Regions from separate parts of the Homo sapiens genome. Here region 2 is linked to region 1. A link is a loop called in an ENCODE intact Hi-C map of the cell type or tissue named here. Cell type or tissue: PC-3. All regions are shown on one strand. Links, peaks and the distances in the headings refer to the core of each region. The heading gives the core; the rest is flanking DNA. Region 1 overlaps MCF2L2 (MCF.2 cell line derived transforming sequence-like 2). Region 2 overlaps MCF2L2 (MCF.2 cell line derived transforming sequence-like 2).

Region 1 (11,150 bases), core at 2,173-10,172:
AAACTAGACATCGAATTTAAAACAAATATAAGGAGAATGGGGACAGGGGACACTCCTCCTATTGTCTACATCCCTATTCACCCTCTTCCTTGCCGCTCCCACAGAAGTTGCTAAACTGATGGGATATTGTCCTGAAATGCCACTGGGCCAAAGACAGAGTTCAAGTTCAACTTCTTAAAACCCAGGTTGATAAAGGCAGGAATGAAGAGCTGGGGTTCCCCTCCGTCAGGGTCCCCCTTCTCACTGTAGGAATGGAAAAACTTCACCTCTATTGTCTTAGGGTCCTGGCTGGGTCCAAGAGTTAAATCGACAAAACACAGATTAACATGAGAAAAGCATAGACATTTATTCATAAATGTTTTACATGGCACAAGAGCCCTCATAAAGAAATGAAGACCCAAAGAATCAGTTAGAGTCAGTTACTTCTATACTGGATTGAACAAAGAATAATAAACTATGAAAATGTGACTAAATTATGTGGGGAAGCTTAAAAAATAGAATTTCTAACAAGGTCTGTGCAATATTCTCTAAGTTACCTTTCCTTCTAGTCCCTAGAGAGTGTCTTTCACATAGGAATTCCATCTTCTCCTCTTAAGAAACAGCACAAAGGTCAAAGTGATATTCTTGTACCTGCTGTTTTTCAAGTGCTTTTAACTTAAATAGTCAATATTCCAGAATGGCATTTTTAAATTTTTACTTTAAGTTTTGGGATACATGTACAGAACATGCAGGTTTGTTACATAGGTATACATGTGCCACAGTGGTTTGCTGCACCTGTCAACCCATCATCCAGGTTTTAAGACCCGCATGCATTAGGTATTTGTCCTAATGCTCTCCTTCCCCTCGTCCCCGACCCTCCAACAAGCCCCGGTATGTGATGTTCCCCTCCCTGTGTCCATGTGTTCTCATTGTTCAACTCCTGCTTATGAGTGAGAACATGTGGTGTTTGGTTTTCTGTTCCTGTGTTAGTTTGCTGAGGATGATGGCTCCCAGCTTCATCCATGTCCCTGCAAAGGACATGAACTCATTCTTTTTTATGGCGCATAGTACAGAATAGCATATTTTAACCCCTTCATCACCCTACAACAAATACCATTTGTTTGGAATGACTCATTATCAAAACTGAAAACTCTACCAACATTACTTTTGAGAACCAACCAGGTGTTGGGCACTGTGCTAGGGCTGGAGATTTTAAAAACGAAAGAGAAGAAAAGCAAAGCATTGGCCCCTACTCTTAAGAAGTTCACAGTCTACTGGGAGAGGCAGAAATAATTTCCATAGACAAATAACTTCCATAGGCAAAGGTAAACCTCGGGGTTCTGTGGAAATTTAAAAAAAGACTCTGTGAAAGCAGAACTGGGGTGAAGGAAGGTTTCATCGAAGAGATGAGGTCAGAGTTGAGGGTTGATGAATGTGCATGAGTCAGGCCTAGAAGAGGGGCAGAGGTGTGCCACAGAGAAACACCTGAGCAAAGCCGTGAGACAGGTGTGGTGTCTTTCCCTCACAGCAACAAAGGATTCCCCACATCCTTATATCTGCATTAACGCGTGGCATATGGCAGTGGCAGGGAGGAGGAAAGGAGGAAATTGATGAAATATATTTAAGTACTAACTTTGAAGAAATGCATTCAAAATAAATCCATAACCTTCTCTGAAGAAATAAGATGGGCAAAAGAAAAAACTAAAGAAAAAGGTGTAAAAGAAAAAACATATTTTTCAAGTGGGTTTGGTTAAAGCAATCAACTTCCTAATCTCCACAAGTGGTATCAGACGCCAGGCAGCCTCTCAGTCACAAAGCTGCTGTTTACCTCTAAATCATAGAAGGCAGGTGGAAAGCAGGCAAAATACCACACACCTGGCCACTGTGTACATTCTAAACCACACTATAGTCAAGGGAGGGGTGGGGGCTCATAAGCAATGCAAACCCATGGAGGGAAGGCCTTTCCCAACCAAGTCTTCTCTGCTGGAGGTGGACACAGCACTGCCTAAGGAGGGGGTTTAGACCCCGCTCTGCCCCGGTCTGTGAAATGGTGGTGACCAATGTGGACTCTGCCCACACTCCATCCCCTCGAAGACCTGGGCCCATACCGATTTAAGCGGCATAAAGAGTTGAGGCCCAGGCTGGAGAGGGTGGAAGAAGATGCCAGAAAGCATTTCTATCATGGGCTCAGCTACAAGCACAGTTTTTTTCCCTGGCCTTGTAGTTTCCTTGCTCTGTGCCTTAGTTTCTCCATCTGACAATGCAAATGACAACAATCTGCCCCTAATTTTCTTATTTCGGAGAGAGAAATAACTCCTGACACAGTTGGAGTTCCCTAAACAAGGGTCATGTGTCCTAGACAACGCGACCCAGGAAGCCAGAATAACCTTTAGCTAAAGCAACAGCCTAGGCCGGGCACGGTGGCTCAAGCCTGTAATCCTAGCACTTTGGGAGGCCGAGGCAGGCGGATTACTTGAGGTTAGGAGTTCGAGACCAGCCTGGCCAACATAGTGAAACCCCTCTCTGCTGAAAAAAAAAAAAAAATACAAAAATTAGCTGGAAATTGCTTGAACTCGGGAGGCGGAGGTTGCAGTGAGCCAAGATCGTGCCACCGCACTCCACCCTGGGCAACAGAGCAAGACTCCATCTCAAAAATAAAAAATGAAAATAAAGCAATAGCCTAAGGAACAAAGGCAACACAGCTGCTCAGTTTTCCATCCACCCGACCATGTTTACTCTGTCCCTCCTGTGTGCACAAGAGAGTCAAAACTGAGGCTTGTTTGTCATTGTTTTCCAGTCCCTTTCCACATTCCTTGCTCGTGACTGATGGGTGACAGAAGCCAGCTGGGTTATTATGCATACCAGGGTACACCATGCTCATGGAAGTATATGTCTCAACCCAGCCCTGCCACATGGGAAGTGTGGAATAAAGCCAGTGCCTAAGGCGGCAGGACACTGTGCTCAGCTCACCTGGGGATGCTAGTCAGGTAGGTCATGACATTCAGGAAGTCTTCATCTGGGATGTGTTTGAACCCCGAAAACTCTGGGAACGTGATGATGGGGGCGCCATCCTCCCCTCGGCCTCCTGCAACAAAAACAGGTGGTCAAAATGTTAGCAAAATGTTGTCCTGTCACACCTCTGCAGGGAAGTTGGGCGAAAGAATATCGGTCACCTCTTTTCCTACCTATATTATCTCAGACTAGAATTTGGGAGAAGTTAACACAGTTATTTTGAACAAGTCTCTCTTCTCATTCATGCTGGCTCCATGGCATTGTAAGAATTCAATTTTTGAATCCTTTGAAGAGAGTTACTGTGTAAAAGGAAATACTGATTTAATTATTCAGCATAGGTAGAATAGTAAATAATGCCAACACAAATATGTAATATTGCTCTTCATTTTTGTAGTCAGTAAATGTCAAAAGTAATATTGCATGGTGGTTAAGAGAGTTAACGCTAAAATCAGACAGCCTGGGTCAAATCTGCTTTGCCACATTGTTGCTATATGATTTTTGGCAAGATACTTAATGTGTTTCTTTCATATTTATATATACATATATATGTATGTATATATATAGATATATATGACCTACCATTTTATTATATAGGAATAATGCTTGTACCTACATGGTAAGGTGAGGATTAAATGACAGCACAAATGAGAAGCACCTTAGCAGGGTGCTTATTATATAAAACTGCTCAAAAAATGGTGACCATGATTATAATTATTATTATTACAAGGAAGCAATAATCAGCTTCCCTTCAAGAATTTATAAATAGTAATTTAAGATATCCCTGTGAAAGTAAAAATATGAAAATTCACATTTAATTCAGAGCAGAGACCACCAAATTCAATAGATTCTATTTCCCAGTCCCCTTGCAGCTGCATGGAGCCATTTGACTAAGTTCTAGCCCCACAGTCCCCAAACTGTGTCGCAGGTAAGCAGGGAACCACAGTAAATTCATGGGAGCACTGTGACTGTTTTAAATTTTTGAGGGAAACACAGTGACAGTTGACATCTGTCAGACACCATATGCACTACTACTACCATATGAACTACTTGAGGTAGTTCCCTATTTCTTTTTCCTTTTATTGAGACAGAGTCTCGCACTGTCGCCCAGGCTAGAGTGCAGTGGTGCAATATCGGCTCACTGCAACCTCTGACTCACAGGTTCAAGCGATTCTCCTGCCTCAGCCTCGTGAGTAGCTGGGATTACAGGCGTGCACCACCATACCCAGCTAATTTTTGTATTTTTAGTAGAGACGGGGTTTCATCACGTTGGCCAGGCTGGTCTCAAACTCCTGACTTTAGGTGATCCACCCGCCTCGGCCTCCCAAACTGCTGGGATTACAGGCATGAGCCACCACGCCCAGCCCAGGTAGTTCCCAACTTCAACATCAAATTGCATTATATTCTTGCAGATGGTGTTGCATCTTTATAAAGCTGGGGGTTTGGTACTTGCTGGAATAAAAAGCAAAAACAGTGTGCAAATCAATGTGGAACAAGACATAAAGGTGGTGATATCTAGTTTGATTGCAAGGTTTAAGATAGTTGTAGTTATTTAAGAATAAAAATGAGAGAAAAAATAATATTTTAATTTATATGTATTATTTTTTCAAACAGCTACTAAGTTGTTAGGACATAGATACATATTAAGTTGTTTGACATGTTAGTTATTGCTTTTGGCCTAGGGGGGCCATGAAAAAAAGACTGAGATGCTAAGGCGCAGAGAATTGAGAGGGTTTGGGAACCTCTGCCCTAGCCAGTAGTATAGGAGCTTAAGCTGCATGCACCTCCCAAGTTATGTCCTTGAAGAGAAACCACTTGAAGAGGAATCATGGCTCTCAAGGCAAGGCCAACTACAAATGACTGAATGTATTCAACATATCTGAGACACACATATCAGTGTGGGGTGTGGTTAGTGGGGACTGTGTGATTAATGAGGATGTGTGGTCCACGAAGAAACTATAGAAGAGGAGGACTCAGAGGAGCAAAGGCGGGCAGTGTACAGCCAATGCTATTCTAAGGAGAGAGGGCCAGCCCACTCTGAGAGTCCAACCCACGTTACCAGTCTATCTGATGACACCACTGTAAGATCATCCAGCCAACTCTCTGGTGCTGACTCCAAGCCTGATAAGAATCTTCTGTTTATAATCTGATTTTCCAAGTAAATTGTAAACTTGTTTCAAGAAAAGGAATGTGTTATTGAGCAAACATAAGTATATTATGTAAAGAATAAGTTAGCGCTGTGGTTTTTCTGCATGAGTCTCTTGTGAGTGTTGTTAATATGGGTCTTAGGTGCTCAGAAACCAATTGCTGTAGAACGAAACCATGTGAGATTTGTCTGGATGGTCAGTCATCCCTCCACAGAAGGTACCTCTTTATTAATCCTATATGTTTACTCTAAATTTCCAAAGATGAGATCTACAGATTAGATGTTTATCAAGACAAGTATATTGAACTACCTCATTACAGTGACTGATGAGGATATTAACAGCTTTCATCTAATAATATTCTTCCTCTTTGCAGTTTCACAACTATGGGAAGTTTCAGAGAAATGTGCATTCAGAGAATTTGCGTCTTTGAAAAGCTAAATTAAGATGCATTATAACACTGTAGTAATTGCATAATCAACATTTGCTGAGGGACTGGCTAAAACATTTCAAGGAACTGAAATACCCTAAAATATTCACTAGAATGTGATTATGCCATTTAATTTCACCTTTTATTATTATTATTATTATTATTATTAGATGGAATCTCGCTCTGTCACCCAGGCTAGACTGCAGTGGTGTGATCTCCGCTCACTGCAACCTCCGCCTCCCAGGTTCAAGCAATTATTGTGCCTCAGCCTACCGAGTAGCTGGGATTACAGGCACATGCCACCACGCCCAGCTAATTTTTGTATTTTTAGTAGAGACGGGGTTTCACCATGTTGGCCAGGCTGGTCTCGAACTCCTGACCTCAACTGATCCGTCTGCCTCGGCCTCCCTAAGTGCTGGGATTACAGGCGTTGAGCCACCACACCCGGCCAATTTTACCTTTTTATAGTTGACTGTATTAAAGCCATCCTCACCTAAATGAAAAAAGGTGAAGTTTTCTTCTACCTTGGTTACTACCAATACTGAACAGCAGAGAGGCCCTAAGGTTAACTGTGCACACCCACCTACTGTTGAATATTAGTCTTAAGAGGCAGAAGCATCAAGGAAACAGAGCTGGACTTAACTGTGGGGCAACCTACAACATGGCATCTAGTGCCACCTTCTGAGGAAACGCGGTAATGCAATAGGAAGAAAGAATAATTATTCCAAAGTCCAGTGCATTCCTTGAATGCAAGGAATACAAACAACCCCAAATTATTTGGTACTAAGTAAAATGATAACTTAAAATAAACTTTACTCCTCCTACTATGATTTTGTACCTTTTCATTAAGTGAAAGACAAATAGTTTTAGTGCAGAAAACATTAAGCGCTTGGGGTACATAAGGTGATTGCTGAAAGGGCCCTGGTGATAGCTGGCATGAAGGCTTCATGCACAGGTGAATTGAGAATACAGGAAATCCTACAGGAAGATGGCAAAGACCAATGATGGGGAAGGTTGCAAAGCATCTTCCTACTGCTCTTTGCCTTCCAGTATCTATTTTCCCTTTCTCCTCTACACAAGGTTTTAACTGGGGAAATGGCAGAACCATTCCCTGGTAAGCACTTTGGAAATCTCAGGGCCTAGGATACTAAATGACCCATTCTCCATAATAAAACAAAGAATTGCCCCACATGCTACGTGACTTCCAAATGTCTTACCAGAGGCTTAATTTAAGTGAAAAATCCATTTAAAATGCTCTGAACCTAGACTCTGTTTTTACAAATAATCATAAAGAATTTTTATATTTATTTATTTATTTTATTTATTTATTTATTTATTTTTTGAGATGGAGTTTCACTCTTGTTGCCCAGGCTGGAGTGCAATGGCACGATCTCGGCTCACCACAACCTCCGCCTCTCGGGTTCAAGCGATTCTCCTGCCTCAGCCTCCCAAGTAGCTGAGATTACAGGTATGCACCACCACACCCGGCTAATTTTGTATTTTTAGTAGAGATGGGGTTTCTCCGTGTTGGTCAGGCTGGTCTCTTAACTCCCGACCTCAGGTGATCCGCCCACCTCGGCCTCCCAAAGTGCTGGGATTGATTACAGGCGTAAGCCACCATGCCCGGCCAAGAGGTTTTTTTTTAATCTTAATAAAGTCACTCCAGGTATCTGATCACCCCACCACATCCCAGCATTTGCACCCATCACATTTTTGGTGACTCCAAATTGAGGGGCAAGCACCTCTTTCATTATTCTCATGTAGCTAGACATGCATGTGGAAATACATACTATTGAAAGATATGTTACTTTACTATAATTAGTTTCCTTTGATTCCTCCTTTACAGTTCCTTATATTTTATTTTTTAATTTTTAAAAATATGTGCATAGGTAGGTGTGGCTGTTCACCTAAGTTTTCCCTTCCTGGGCATATAGCTACACTACATTTCCCAGCTTCCCTTGCTGTTAAGTTTGTTCAAATGACTGTGACAAGTTCAAGTCAATGGAATGTGCTGTATGCTATCTCTGAGCTGAGAATTTTAAGAAGCACTATGCTCCTTCCATGTTCTCTTAGCCTGTCTGCTCCCCAGACACGCATAACAACAATAAGAACCAGAAACTCAAAGGAGCCTTCATTCCTGAACCTCCACATGGAGAAAAGTTGTCTGCTGACCAGGAACATACATGCAGAACTGGTAAAAGAGTAAGAACTTAATTTCTGTTATGTGTGTTTTGAAACCGCCTTTTCAAAATCATGACTGAGACAGTGAAAGGGATCTAACTTAACCCACTCCATCTTGCTTCTAACATCCAAGCTCTCCTTGTTCATTCCTGGGCGTAGGCTGAACTAACTTTGGGAGAAATTTAGTTTAGTTTAAACAAACATGGTAACAGCCCTTTCCTAAAGCAGACCTCCATCTTGCCTGGGGATTAGATTGCCTTTGTAGGACTAATATTAGCCACAAGATTAGAAATGATGGTTTAGGAGTCATGCAGCTGGAGGCTGCAAGGTCCTGACCCTCCCTAAACTGCTCCTAAGATCAGTGCTTGAGATATTTTGCAAACCCTGCACTTGATGGATCAGCTGGCACCATCCAGATCAATAAATGGGTTTACCTGATCTGTGGCCCCCCGCCCAGGAACTGACTAAGCACAAGAAGACAGGTCCGACTCCCTGTGATTTCATCTCTGGCCAATCAGCACTCCTGGCTCACTGGCTTCCCCCCACCCACCAAGTTATCCTTAAAAACTCTGTTCCCTGAATGCTTGGTGAGACTGATTTGAGTAATAACAAACCTCCAGTATCCCACACAACCGGCTCTGCATGAATTACTCTTTCTCTATTGTAATTCCCCTGGTTCTGTCTGGGCAGCAGGCAAGGTGAACCCCTAGGGTGGTTACAGTTGGAGCTCTATACTCTTTGGAGTATATTCGTTGTAGTTGTTGAGCCCACCCTTGCAGATATAGTATCTATAAATTTTATGTTAGGATGGCAGAGGGCAATACAAATCATTTGTTATAAAAAGGAGATATTCAGTCAAACATGACTGAGAACCTTCCCTCTCACCTGCACTACCGAATCCAACAGCCACTAGACACATGTGATTATTAAGCACTTGAAATGGAACCAGTCCAAATTGAGATATGCTGTAAGTATAAAACACAAACTAGATTTCAAAGACTTAGAATAAAAAAGGTAAAATCCCAAAAATGTTGAATATCGAGTACATGTGGAAATATTATTTTAGATATGGGTAAATTTAAAATATATAATTAAAATTCATTGTATCTGTTTATTTTAACCTTTTTAATATGGTTACCATAAAATTTTAAAGTACATGTGTGGCCCACACTGTATTTCTATTAAACAGTCCTGCTCTAGATGTCGCCCCTTGGTTCTCACCTCCCAGGTTTCAGGTCACTAGCTCCATATGTAAGCTAGGAGTTGGGGCTCCGATCTCTTCCTTGGTTTGACATTTTCCATTGTTTCAGTTAGGAGCCTCCCACTCACCCCTGGGAGCCCTACCCTCCACCAAACCTGGGCTTCATTGGTGTGTATGAGGTGAAACTGGGGACTCTACAAGCCTAAGAGTATTGAGCAGTTGATTTCTTCATCAATTATTTTCAAAAGGATTCAAGCTGCCACAAGAGACAGGCAGAGAAAGGGAGCAAAGAGGGAGAGAAAGTGAAAGAGAGAGATTCAGTTCACAATAATTCCAAGTGGGAAACAACCATCAAGATAAATATAAAAGGACAATTCCTTATAATTAAAGGAAAGGAGCTGTGGCAAACGTTGATTGATGGCTAATTCACTCCCAGTCCCCTTTTCCCTGACCACCGTCTCCTGTGGCAGTTAGAAAGCTAAATGCTTGCCTTCTGAGATTCTCTTGCTGCCAGGGAATGGCTGTGTGACAGAATTCTGGAATGAGACATAAGCAGAAGGCAGCCAAGAGTTTCTACAAACAGAACCAAAGAAGCCAGCATTTTCCTTCTCCTTCTTCCTGCTTTGGACACTGACCTAATGTCTGGAATTGCAGCAGCCACCTTGAATCAAGAGTTGACAAATAAGAAGAAAACATCAAGAGAATCATAAAGATGTCAGCCTTAATGTCATTGAGCCACTGATCCAATACCAAGAGTTTCTATCGTCAGACCTCGTTATGCAATTTAAAAAACAAACCAACAAGTCTCAGAGGCTAAGTTCCCTTGTAGTCAGATACCATGCTGAGTGAAACTTTTCTTCTTACAGATGAAAAACTGGGGTTTGGAGCCACCTACTGGTTGTGTTGGAATGTGAACCCAGAATTGTCTGGGTCCAAAGCCCAGAGTGTTTCCACCACACTAACCTGCTTATACTCTCTTGTTTCCTAGCTAAGCCCTGAATTTAGAAATATCCCAAGTTCACTGTGAACATGCAGGTGTCTTCCAACGTCAGAGCTACCAGAGGCCCCAGCCCTGGTCAATATCCAATTCCCGCTGGTGGCCCTGCTCACAGGCTTCGCATCCAGAGGCCGCAAACCATCGGGCCACAAATCTGGGTCAGGCTTCATGTAATGAGCCTCTGCTCTTCTACCAGCCGTGGGAACACATGCACAGTTCAGCAGACCAGGCAGCTAGGGCTGCATTGAGGGAAAGGCTCTATCCTCTCCTTCACAGCCTTCCCGGTTGACAGGGTCTCTGGCTCCTTCCAGAGATCAGTGAAATTGGTAGAAAATTTTGTAGGGAAAATCTTTACCTTACTTGCCTGAATCAGGAAAAGGAAGCTGCTATGAGTTGAGGCTGAGGCTGCAGCTCTTAGGCTACCACAGCCATGGGAAAAGACCTAATTAGAGAGATTTCTGTTTTACAGCAACAACTATACAGGCCCCCACAACAGCCTCCTTGCTGACACTTGCTGTTTCTGCCAGAATAAGAGAGATGGTTAAAGATGAAAAGCAGGCCTCTGATTCCAAACAAAGTGCTGACTCAGAGAGACCCACGGCTGCCGCTATTCTTGCAGACTTGCAAGGCTGTAATTACTATCACAGCGAATCCATGCTTCTGCTTCATAAGAAAGGCAAATTTGGGCCAGACACTCTGGCTCACGCCTGTAATCCCAGCACTTTGGAAGACTGAGATGGAAAGACTGTTTGAGCCCAGGAGTTCCAGACCAGCCTGGGCAACATGGCAAAACCCCATCTCTACAAAAAATTTAAAAATTTTGGGCATGATGGTGTGCGCCAATGCCTGCCTGTAGTCTCAGTTAACTCAGGAGGCTGAGGTAGGAGGATCACTTGAGCCTGGGAGGTCAAGGCTGCAGTGAGCCAAGACGGTGCCACTGCACCCCAGCCTGGGCAACATAGCGACACCATGTCTCAAAAAAAAAAAAAAAGCAAAGAAAAAAAGAAGACAAACTTAAATGACAAAAGGAACTCAGAAATGAAGGGTTATCTTTATTATGGTCAAAGTACCTTCCTAAAGCAGAAGTGTCTTCTGCGCCCAGTGTGTGTTTCCACAGTTCTCTGTTCTACGTTAGGGAGTGACAATTATCTCTATTCCTGACTCAATGGTGGCATTGTATACCATATTTATTGTGAGCATGACATTGGT
Region 2 (11,150 bases), core at 1,546-9,545, 55 kb before region 1:
ATTTGTCAGAGAGGCACGAAGTGAGCACATACTGTTGGAAAAATGGTGCTGATAGACTTGTTCAACACAAAGTTGCCACGAAACTTCAATTTAAAAAAATTGCAATATCTGTGAAGCCCACTAATGTGAAGCATAATAAAATGAAACACGACTGTATGTGTGTGTATAAAAAATATATACATGTAAAAGGCATGTAAAGAATATCTCTGGTCTTTCAATACTAGTTGTATTTTTTAAAGTTCACTAGAAAATGTTCAGCACATACACAACCACAAACCATGGCTACATACTAGGCCAGGGATGGCCTATAACAAAAACACCTTAGGCTGGGTAATTTATAAGCAGCAGAAATTGATTTCTCACAGTTACAGTTCTGGAAGTTGGGAAGTTCAAGATCAAGGCCCCAGCAGATTTGGTGTCTGGTGGAGGTCTGTTCCTCATAAAGGATGCCTTCTGTGCCCTTACAGGGCAGAGGGGGCATAACAGCTCCCTTCAACCTCTTTTGCAAGGGCACTAACTCCATTTATGATGCCAGAGCCTTCATGACTTAATACATCCCAAAAGCCCCCTCCTCTTAATGCTATCACATTAGGTTCCAACATGTGAATTTTGAGGGGACGCCAACATTCAAGCCATGACTATGAGTTTTGATCTTTTTCCTCAATATTACTGAAACTCCTAACTTAGCATAACAATCACCAGTATCAGTAGGTAGGAAAAAGTAAAATACTATATATCAGGTGCTTTCACAGACAATACATCACTTATTCCCCACATCAAACTTTCAGGAGGCTTTCGTTAGTCCGGGGTTTCTCAGCATTGGCTATTCACACTTTGGGCCAGAGGATTCTTTGTTGTGGGAGGCTGTCTTGAGCATTGTAAGGTGTTCAGCGGAGTCCCTGACGACCCACCAGATACCAGTTAACTTTCCCCACTAAGTTATGACTACAAAAAAGTCTAAAGATATTGACAAATGTAGGAGGCAGGCAAAATTATCCCCTATAGAGAAATACTGTGTTAGTCCCATTTTAACAGATGAAGAAACAAGCTCAGAAATGCTTAGAAACTCACCCAACATCAGACAACATGTTATTGTGACAATTTTTTAAAATTAATTTCAACTTTGATTTTAGATTCGGGGGTACATGTGCAGGTTTGTTACATGGGTATATTGCATGATGCCAAGGTTTGGGGTACAGTTGATCCTGTCACCCAGGTAGTGAGTATCGTACCCAATAGTTCTACAATCCTTGTCCCCCTCCCACCTTCTCACCTATAGTAGTCCCCGGGGGGTGACACTATTTAAATGTAGCTTCTTCTGACTTCATGGGTGTCAATATGTATGTACGTTAGAATCATCTGGGGAGTTCTGTGGTGTGTTAATGTCTAAGACCCATCCCACATGAAGTAAATTAGTTTCTCTGAGGTATAACAGGCTATTGGTGTTTCTGGAAACTTCCCAGGTGCATTCGAAGGTAAGTGTCCCAAAACCCCCACACCGGGAGATGCAGTGGGGTAAGGTGGTCAACAGGAGAAATCCCAGCCTTCGCCCTTCCACACTCCTTCTTCCCCACCCTGTGGCTGAGAAATCCCAACCACCCCAAGGTCAGGCAGTCACAGGGTGACCTCCTGGCAGTTGATCTTTAACTCCCCCACCCCATCTTCCAGAAAACAAGGAGAGACAGTGAAAAGCACACGTAAGCTGGTACTCACAGTGCGGTGATTTACCCACTGACCGTGGCGATATTCCAAAGTCCCCCCTAATTCCCGGGTCAGTTGGCTTTTGTCGATGTAGCCGTGAAGGTCAGAGACAGAGTTTACCATGATGATCTGTAAGGTAAAAATTTAATTAAACATACTCCTCATTGATCATTAAATAATAGCTCATTTACATTCTATTCTTATCATAATTATATTTTATATTCTATTATTATTTAAATGATACTCCAACTTTGCTTTATCAGGCATTTATATTTAAAAATGGTTACAGCCAAGCACAGTCGCTCATGCCGGTAATCTCAGCACTTTGGAAGGCTGAGGTGGGAGAATCATTTGAGGCCTGGAGTTTGAGACCAGCCAGAGCAACATAGCAAGACCCCATCACTAGAAAAAAAATAAAAAAAAAAATTAGCCAGGCATGGTGGCATGCACCTGTGGCCCCAGCTACTTGGGTGGCTAAGTCAAGAGGACTGCTTGGGCCTGGAGGTTAAGGCTGCAGCAAACAGTGATCGCACCATGGCACTCCAGCCTGGGCGACAGAACAAGACCACATCAAAAAAAAAAAAAAAAGTTACTATATCCAGCAGGGAAATATTTTAAAGTCTCTTCCATTTTTTGCTTTTGAGTGAGAAATACCAAAGCGTGGTATAGCCTGTGACAAAATGTTGACTTGGCTCAGGGAACACAGTTCCAGGCTACCTAGAAGTCAGGCCTTGCTTTACGTGAATTTTCAGTCATAAGTTCCCAAGCTAAGGTACACCTTTCAGCCACCAAAATCAAGTGTTGTGCAATGGCCTGAAAGTCTACCATGAGAAGCCCAATCAAAGCTGGTCGGGTAAATGTGAAAATAAAACTAGAATACAGGGAAACACAAAGAGTATGCATTGAAAAGACTCACTACACTGGTGCGCCCCGATGAAGAATATTGATGTGTCCCTACTTTAGCTTGCACTGAGGGGATCTGGAGGTGACAGGGCATTGGGTTTTATAAGCTAGCAGTTCCGCTGATGAGCGAACACTCACACATCCAGAGGAAGCTGACGCATCCCCAATTGCCCCTTTCTATTCCTTGGCAGTAGTTCTGGCCTGGGTGTGGTTCTGGCTCACTCAGTGACTATATCACACCCTCTACTCACTCCTGAGTGGGACAAGGACTCCTCACTCCTATCTCTGAAACACATCTTTGAAGCCTTTAACTATGACATTATATTTTTTCACTCCCTGTTGATTATTTTGAAAATTAACTCTTGGTCAGAGGACATAAGAATATGGACTTCCTTCTATTATTGTAAAGTATTAGTCAAGGAATGAATCCACTTTGGAATGAGAATATAAATTAGAGACCAGCCAGGTACGGTGGTTTGCACCTGTAATCCCAGCTACTCAGGAGGCTGAGGCAGGAGGACTCCGTGGGCCCAGGAATTTGAGGCTCCAATGAGCTGTGATCGCATCACTGCACTCCAGACTGGGTGATAGAGGGAGACCCCATCTCTTAAAAAAAAAAATTGTGGCCTAAAGTCTATAGGCCAAAATTATGCAACAAAACTGATTTACTCTTTCAACAGATATGTATTGAACTACTAAAAAAAAGTGCCAGGTTATTCACAATAGCAAAGACTTGGAACCAACCCAAATGTCCAACAATGATAGACTGGATTAAGAAAATGTGGCACATATACATCATGGAATACTATGCAGCCATAAAAAATGTAGAGTTCATGTCCTTTGTAGGGACATGGATGAAACTGGAAACCATCATTCTCAGCAAACTATCACAAGGACAAAAAACCAAAGCATGTTCTCACTCATAGGTGGGAATTGAACAATGAGAACACATGGACACGGGAAGGGGAACATCATACTCCGGGGACTGTTGTGGGGTGGGGGGAGGGGGGAGGGATAGCATTAGGAGATATACCTAATGCTAAATGACGAGTTAATGGGTGCAGCACACCAGCATGGCACATGTATACATATGTAACAAACCTGCACATTGTGCACATGTACCCTAGAACTTAAAGTATAATAATAATAAAAGAAAAAAAAGTGCCAGGTACTGGGGGATAATAAGGTAAACAAGACAGACCCTGTTCTAGAGAGACTCAGGCTCTGTGGGATTTGATTACCACCTATCACCACCTTAACCTTGTCAGGCCCCATGTCTTGCTCCTCCACTTCTGAAAATGGTTTGGGGCTTTTAAAATGTATCTTTATAATATGAGAATGGATAAAAACCTGAATCTATCTGTGCCTTTCCCACCTAAAAATTTTAAACCACTTATGGGAGTTTTTAAAAGGTATTTATTCTTTCTAAAATTAGAAATTTTAGGACAGGTCGTTAGAAATTATCAAGCTAAAAATGTATTTTGCTTCTTGGAGTATGAGTTGCTATGGTAATAATCGACATTTTAAAAAAGACCCAATGTGCAACATTGTATTAGGCAAAAGTAACCTTGCACAGGGTCTGGAGTTTCAGAAACCTATCCTGCCAGGCTGCATATTTTCTGTACCATGAGGGAGGTGTGATATCCCACACTTGCCAAAACTCTGCTTTCTCATCTTAAGCTTTAGATGACGAAGAGGAATTTTAAGTTGAAAGCGAAAAGTGAAAATTAAAAACAAAGGATTATATTAGAAGAGTTAATACTGTTAAGTATTGATCTGTAGAGTCAAAACAATTCCATAATCAAAATCCCAGCTGACTTTTTATAGAAATTAACAAACTGATTCTAAAATTCATATAGAAATGCAAAAGACATCAAATAGGTAAAACAATTTTGTAAAAGAAGAAAAAAGTTGAATGAGTCACATAAGTTTTGTCAGTTTCAAAACTTAATAAAATTGCAGTAAAGAAGAGTGTGGTAATGACAAAGGATGGACAAATAGATCAATGGGAAAAAAAAAGCAAGTCCTGATAGACCCACACAAATACGATCAATTGATTTTTTAAACTTTTTATCCTGTGAAGAGGCTGGGCGCAGTGACTCATGCCTGTAATCCCAGCACTTTAACAGGCGGAGGCGGACAGATCACCTGAGGTCAGGAGTTCGAGACTAGCCTGGCCAACATGGGGAAACCCCATCTCTACTAAAAATACAAAAATTAGCCGGGCATGGTGGTGGGTGCCTGTAATCCCAGCTGCTTGGGAGGCTGAGGCAAAAGAATCGCTGGAATTCAGGAGGCGGAGGTTGCAGTGGGCCGAGATTACACCACTGTACTCCAGCCTAGGCAATGAGAGTGAAACTCCGTCTCAAAAAAAAAAAAAAAAAAAAAAAACAAAAAAAAACCCACAAACCTTTTTATCCTGTGAAGTAATTATAGATTCACAAGAAGTTGCAAAGATAATTATAGTTTCATAGGAAGTTACAAAGGCAGTACAGAGAGGTCCTAGGCACCTTTCACCACCAATGGTTACATCTTACATAATTACAGTACAATATCAAGACCAGGAATTTGATATGCTTATAATGTGTGTGTATGTAGCTCTGTCATTTTCCCACATATGTTGTTTCCTGTACCCACCAGTACAAGCAAGATGCAAAACTGTCCCATCGCCACAAAGACCTCCCTTGTGCTGCACCTTTCAGTCATCTCCCACCCCCAAAATCCCTCCCTGAACCCCGGCAAACACTAATCTGATTTTTTACAAAGGTGCAAAGGTAATTCAATGGAGAAATAATTCTATTTAAACAAATGGTGCTGAAACAACCGGACATTCATATGTAAAAATAGGAATCTTGACCCACACCTATGAAAGTAGCCAGAATCAAAACAGAGTCACTAGTATTAAAAAATAAATAAATAGGCCGGGCATGGTGGCTCACACCTGTAATCCCAGCACTTTGGGGGGCCGAGGCAGGCAGATCACGAGGTCAGGAATTCGAGACCAGCCTGACCAACATGGTGAAACCCTGTCTCTACTAAAAATACAAAAATTAGCCGGGCGTGGTGGCAGTCGCCTGTAATCCCAGCTACTTGGGAGGCTGAGGCAGGAGAATCGCTTGAACCTGGGAGGCAGAGGTTGCAGTGAGCCGAGAGAGCACCACTGCACTCCAACCTGGGTGAGAGAATGAGACTCTGTCTCAAAAAATAAATAAAAATAAATAAATAAATAAATAAAACCTAACCAATAGGCCAGGGAAGACTGCAAAGAAAGGGTTCTCACACTTGTATGCCTGATAACAAAACTATCACAAAGGACGGCAAAAACTACAACCTGGCACACAGGCCATTGCAACATTCAACTGCCTGTCCAACTTCCGACTGGCATCGCTCTTGTTATTGATCTTTGTAGCCAAGAATAATGATCTCGAAACAATTACATAATGCTCCTCATGTTCCCTTTAAAAACCTCTGTCTCCCTCTACCTTCCTGAATAAGCACGTAGTTTACTATGTCACACATATTCCCATTTCAATGCCCTGTTCCTGAATAAATATTTTCTTTTAGAGAGCCTCTCCCTGTCTGTTATTTAGGCTGACATATCTCACATCTTATACAAAAATTAAGTCAAAATGGATCATAGATCTAAACATGAAACATTAAACTTGGAAGAAAATGTAGAAGAAAACTGTGGTATAGTAAGAAATGTATTCAGTCTTTGTCCCTGGTTCCTGGTACAGAGTTCCTAAAACTCTTATAATTTCTTGAGTGATAGGAGTATCTTGTATTATTTATAATGAACCCCTTTGGTCACACCTGAGTTTACATGAATGCGGTGACTCAGGGTGGGAACTCTAGATAGCCTCTGGATGGAGCTGGTGTCCAGAAAAAATAAGTGATTATAATTTGGAATTTTCAGCCCCACTCACTGACCTCTGGGAAGAAGAAGATTAAACTCTATAGAAACTCTAGAACAAGGAGATTTAAGGAGCTCCCAGGTTGGTGAATACACCAAGGTCCTGGAAGGGTGGTATGCTGGAGACAGCGTGGAAGCTCTGTGCACCCCACACACCTTGCCCTATGGATCTCATTCATCTGGCTGTTCCTGAGTTATATCCTTTATGATAAACCAGTAAACATAAGTAAAGTGTTTCCCTTAGTTCTGTGAGTCATTCTAGCAAATTATAGAACCCAAGGAGGAGGCTGTCAGAACCCCCCTAATCCACAGCTGGTAGGTCAGAAGTACAGGATGCCCAGACTTAAAATTAGCATCTGAAGTGGGGACAGTCTTGAGGGACTGAGCCCTCAACTTGTGGGATCTGATGCTAACTTCAGTGTCTGAATTGAATTGTAGAGCCCCTGATTGGTGTCTAGACAGTTGGAGAACTGCTTGGTGTGAAAAAAAAAAAAAAGCAGCCTACACATTAGTTGTCAGAAGTGTTGTGTGAGTAGAGAAAGTGTTTTCTCAGAGAAATTTTAGGAGAAATATTTGGGTTAGGCAAAGAGTTCTGTGATATGGCACCAAAAGCATAACCCATAAAAGAAAAGCTGATAAGCTGGACTTCATCCAAATTAAAAACATTTGCTCTGCAAAAGACACTGTTAAGAGAATGAAAATCCAACCTACAAACTGAGAGAAAATATTTGCAAGTCATATATCAGACAGTGATTTATATCCAGAACATATAAAGAACTCTCAAAACCCAACAATGTGAAAACAAAAACCCAATTAAAAAAGGGCAAAAGATTTGAACAGAAGCATCACCAAAGAACATATACAGATGGAAAATAAATACATGAAAAGAGGCTCAATATCATGAATCATTAGGAAATAGCAAATTAAAACCACAGTGAGATACCACAACATGCCTATTAAATGACTAATTAAAAAAATACCCTCGTTTTTGAAAAGGTGGTAAGAGTATGAAGTAGCTGGAATTCACATACATTGCTGGTGGGAATGCAAAATGATAGAGCCACTTTGCAAAAACAGTTTGGCAATTTCTTTTAAAGTTAAACATAAACCTACTCTGTGGCCCAGCAAACACATGTATGTGAATGTTTATAGCAGCTTTATTCTTTTTTTTTCTTTGAGACAGCGTCTCGCTCTGTCGCCCAGGCTGGAGTGCAGTGGCATGATCTCGGCTCACTGCAACCTCTGCCTCAGCAATTCTCCTGCCTCAGCCTCCAGAGTAGCTGGGACTACAGGCACACCCACCATGCCCAGCTAATTTCTGTATTTTTAGTAGAGACGGGGTTTCACCATGTTGGCCAGGCTGGTCTCGAACTCCTGACCTTAGGTGATCCACCCACCTCAACCTCCCAAAGTTTTGGGATTACAGGTGTGAGCCACCATGTTTGGCTGCAGCTTTATCCTTAATCACTAAAAACTAGAAACAACTCAAATGTTCTTTCCTGGTGAATGGTGAACAGATAAACAGGGACCTCTATAATGTGAGATAATATTCAGCAATGAAAGGAAAGAACTATGGGCATACCCAGCAACATGGATGAACCCCAACTGTTTTATGCTAAGTGAAAGAAGTCAGACTCAGACTCAAAGGCTACCCAGTATACACAGTCATGTGTCACTTAATGACAGAGATCAATTCTGAGAAAATCGCCATTAGGCAATTTTGTTGCTATTCAGTCATAAAGTGCATTTACACAAACCTAGATGGGACAGCCTGCTACATGCATGGGCTAACTGGTGTAACCTATTGTGCCTAGGCTACAAGCCTGTACAGCATGTTACTGTACTGAACATTGTAGGCAAGTATAACACAATGGAAAGTATTTCTGTATCTAAACACATCTAAACACAGAAAAGGGGCCGGGGCAGTGGCTCACATATGTAATCCCAACACTTTGGGAGGCTGACACAGGAGGATCGTTTGAGCCCAGGAGTTCAAGGCCAGCATGGGCAATACAAGGAAACCCCTGTCTCTACAAAAAATAAATTAAAAAAAAAAATCAGCCGGGCATGGTGGTGCGCACCTGTAGTCCCAGCTACTGAAGAGGCTGAGGTGGGAGGATAGCTTGAGCCCCAGAGTCTGAGGTTACACTGAGCCATGATCACACCACTGCACTCCTGCCCAGGTGACAGAGCAAGACCCTGTCTTGAAAAAAAAAAAAAAAAAAGAAGAAGAAAAAAAGGAAAGGAAAAGGAAAAGGAAAGGAAAGGAAAAACTTTTTTTAAAAAGTACAGTAAAAATAGAGTTTTATAATTTTATGGGACCACCACTGTATATGTGGTCCGTTGTTGACCAAAATGTTGTTATGCAGCACATGGCTGGAATTGCATTTGTATGACTCTCTGCAAAAAGGCAAAACTATAAGGATGGAGAGCAGATCAGTGGCAGCCAGGGATTAGGGATGGGGAGAGGGGCTGGCTACAAAAGGGCAGAGTGAGGAAGTTTTGCGTGGTGATGGGGCTGTTCTGTATCTTTATTGTGGTGACTGGATAACACCACGCATTTGTCAAACTTCATAGAACTGTACACCAAAGAGAGTGAATTTTACCTGATGTAAATTTTCAAAAACAAATGAGAGGCAGTTTCCCCACATTTTTTTTCTTCTTTTAATCTTTACAGGATAGAAATGTTTAAAAAGTTTTTATATTCTATATAGTGAAGAAAAAAGGCAGAATAATTGTGCTCATCAAACCCACAGGACACACTAAGCATGTAAAACTGGCCTTAAAACATTTTTTCTGTCTTTTCTTGGATTCTGTTTTTGTCTATTTGGCATCCTCTCATTACAGGGTCAATTACATGAGCCACATTTTCTTATTTTCTGTACTCTTGAGGCTCTGGCATTTGTGGCCTCCATGACTAGGAAGAGACTGCCCCGCCACCCCCACCCCAGGGCTAACCACTTCTTAGAGACAGGGAAGGGGTTAGCTGGGAGCAGGTCTTTCATACGCAAAACAACCAGTCTCAAATCCAAATCCCCAACCACCACCTTATCAAACTCTCACACACCAGGCCATTGTTTACCTTGCCCTAAGTCATCCCAGGGCCAGGTGCCATGTAACAAAGAGACAATCCTTATACCCCAAAGACTGCAGGAGTTATTCAAACTAGTCCATACTAAATCCTGCCTTGCTTTGCCTGCAGAACTCCAGTAAACGCTCTGTCCTAGACTTTCCTCTGCCTCCTTCTTCTGCCTCCTGACCAAAGCTTGGTGCTTCCCCAGTAGCCCATGCGGCGTGAGGTGACCCCGACCCCTGGACATGTGGATATTATAAACTTCTTCCTTCCAAGCCTGTCTCTTCCTGTGGCCCCACCAACTTTACCATACGTGCATATTCTTGTAACAATTGTTAAAAGCTAAAAATGTCTTGTTTCTTTTCCTTTTCTGTATACATTTGTGTTCTTATCTATAGATGCTTAAAACCGTTCTTTCAAAGAAATACATGGTCTTTTAACTGCACAAGAAGCATTTCCTGTATTCTGACACAAACTCCATTTTAAGCAACCAATTTCCACGATCATAGCCTCTTCAGGAGTTTTACAAGACTGCCTTGGTGACTTCACATTAACAGTTTTATGAGGCTGCTATGAGTACAGCTGTTCCAGAATAGGGAAGTGCCTGGCCAGCAACAGGGACTCAGAAACCATCTACTGGGAGGCCAAGGCAGGAGGATCACTTGAGCCCAGGAGGTTGAGGCTGCAGTGAGTCCTGATGGAGCCACGGCACTCCAGCCTGGGTGACAGAGCAAGACACAGTTTCAAACAAAACAAAACAAAAACAAACAAAAACCATTTACTACATGAAAGTACTTCCCCTCCATAGATAAAGGTAGAGGGAGGCTGTCACTTGGCTACAATTACATCCTTGACCCACCTGATTCCTATACCAGTCACACAAAATAAACTCCTTTCCCCCCAACACGTGAAAATGTAATTATCTAACTAGAAATGACCAGGAAGATGTTATAATATAAGAGAGGCTAGGAAGCTACAAAGTAAAGTGCTAATATCACAACACGTTTTAAAAATAAAGAAGATAAACTGACAGTTTGAACTGTCATTGAGAAGGCAACACGTATTGAGAAGTTAGATTTCATTAAGCTTGATAACTTCAGACTCTGCCGTTTCTGGAGCATCAGCGCTACCAGGGAGTGTGACCTTGTGCGTCAGGTGAAATGGTTACTTACGGAGTGAACTTGCATTAAAGAATGCCCTACTCAATGTGCCCAGGGTTTGGGTGACTGAGAGCTTTTTCAAAAGTTGATTTTAAGTTTAAAATTAAAAGCAGGTCAGGCAGGGAATCAACCTACACTACCACAAATAGAGGTAGCTAAAGTCAGAATATCGAGATAAAGTAGATGTTCAGTCCCTCCTAGGTGTAGATGCATCACCTGAGAAGGAGGGCATAAGTCACAAATGTATCTGTGTACATATGAGCACACCTAGATCATATGTATCATATGTATAAAACACGTGTTTTATATGCAATCAGGGAAATACGCGTGACATTTGGTCAAATGCTCAGTTCCAACTCCAAACGTTTTTGAGTGGCAAGAAGAATTGATGAGTCTTCAT

Evidence for each region. Hi-C counts contacts between places; a loop is a spot of excess contacts. Peaks named below come from ENCODE experiments on the same cell type or tissue, not always from the same donor. Only the 100,000 strongest peaks of a DNase experiment are listed, where the experiment ranks them.
Region 2: a loop joins it to region 1, with 5 times the contacts of the local background. A loop is called at or near these places in 11 of 110 quality-filtered maps.

What each region holds. Positions count from the first base shown.
Region 1 is chr3:183,376,348-183,387,497 of GRCh38, forward strand. MCF2L2 (MCF.2 cell line derived transforming sequence-like 2) reads right to left here. Exons shown (of 30, transcript NM_015078.4): 3 at 2,950-3,064. Among named protein-coding and RNA genes, the nearest start is that of MCF2L2, 47 kb to the right of the region's middle. RefSeq lists silencers at 1,009-1,068, 1,119-1,168. In PC-3, for the core only: CTCF peaks have their summits at 6,230 (motif pointing left) and 9,841 (motif pointing left); DNase peaks (open chromatin) are centred at 5,004, 6,214 and 9,824; H3K27ac peaks cover 2,058 bases.
Region 2 is chr3:183,321,522-183,332,671 of GRCh38, forward strand. It overlaps MCF2L2 (MCF.2 cell line derived transforming sequence-like 2), which reads right to left. Exons shown (of 30, transcript NM_015078.4): 6 at 1,714-1,830. Among named protein-coding and RNA genes, the nearest start is that of B3GNT5, 74 kb to the left of the region's middle. In PC-3, for the core only: a CTCF peak has its summit at 6,273; a DNase peak (open chromatin) is centred at 2,770; H3K27ac peaks cover 2,237 bases.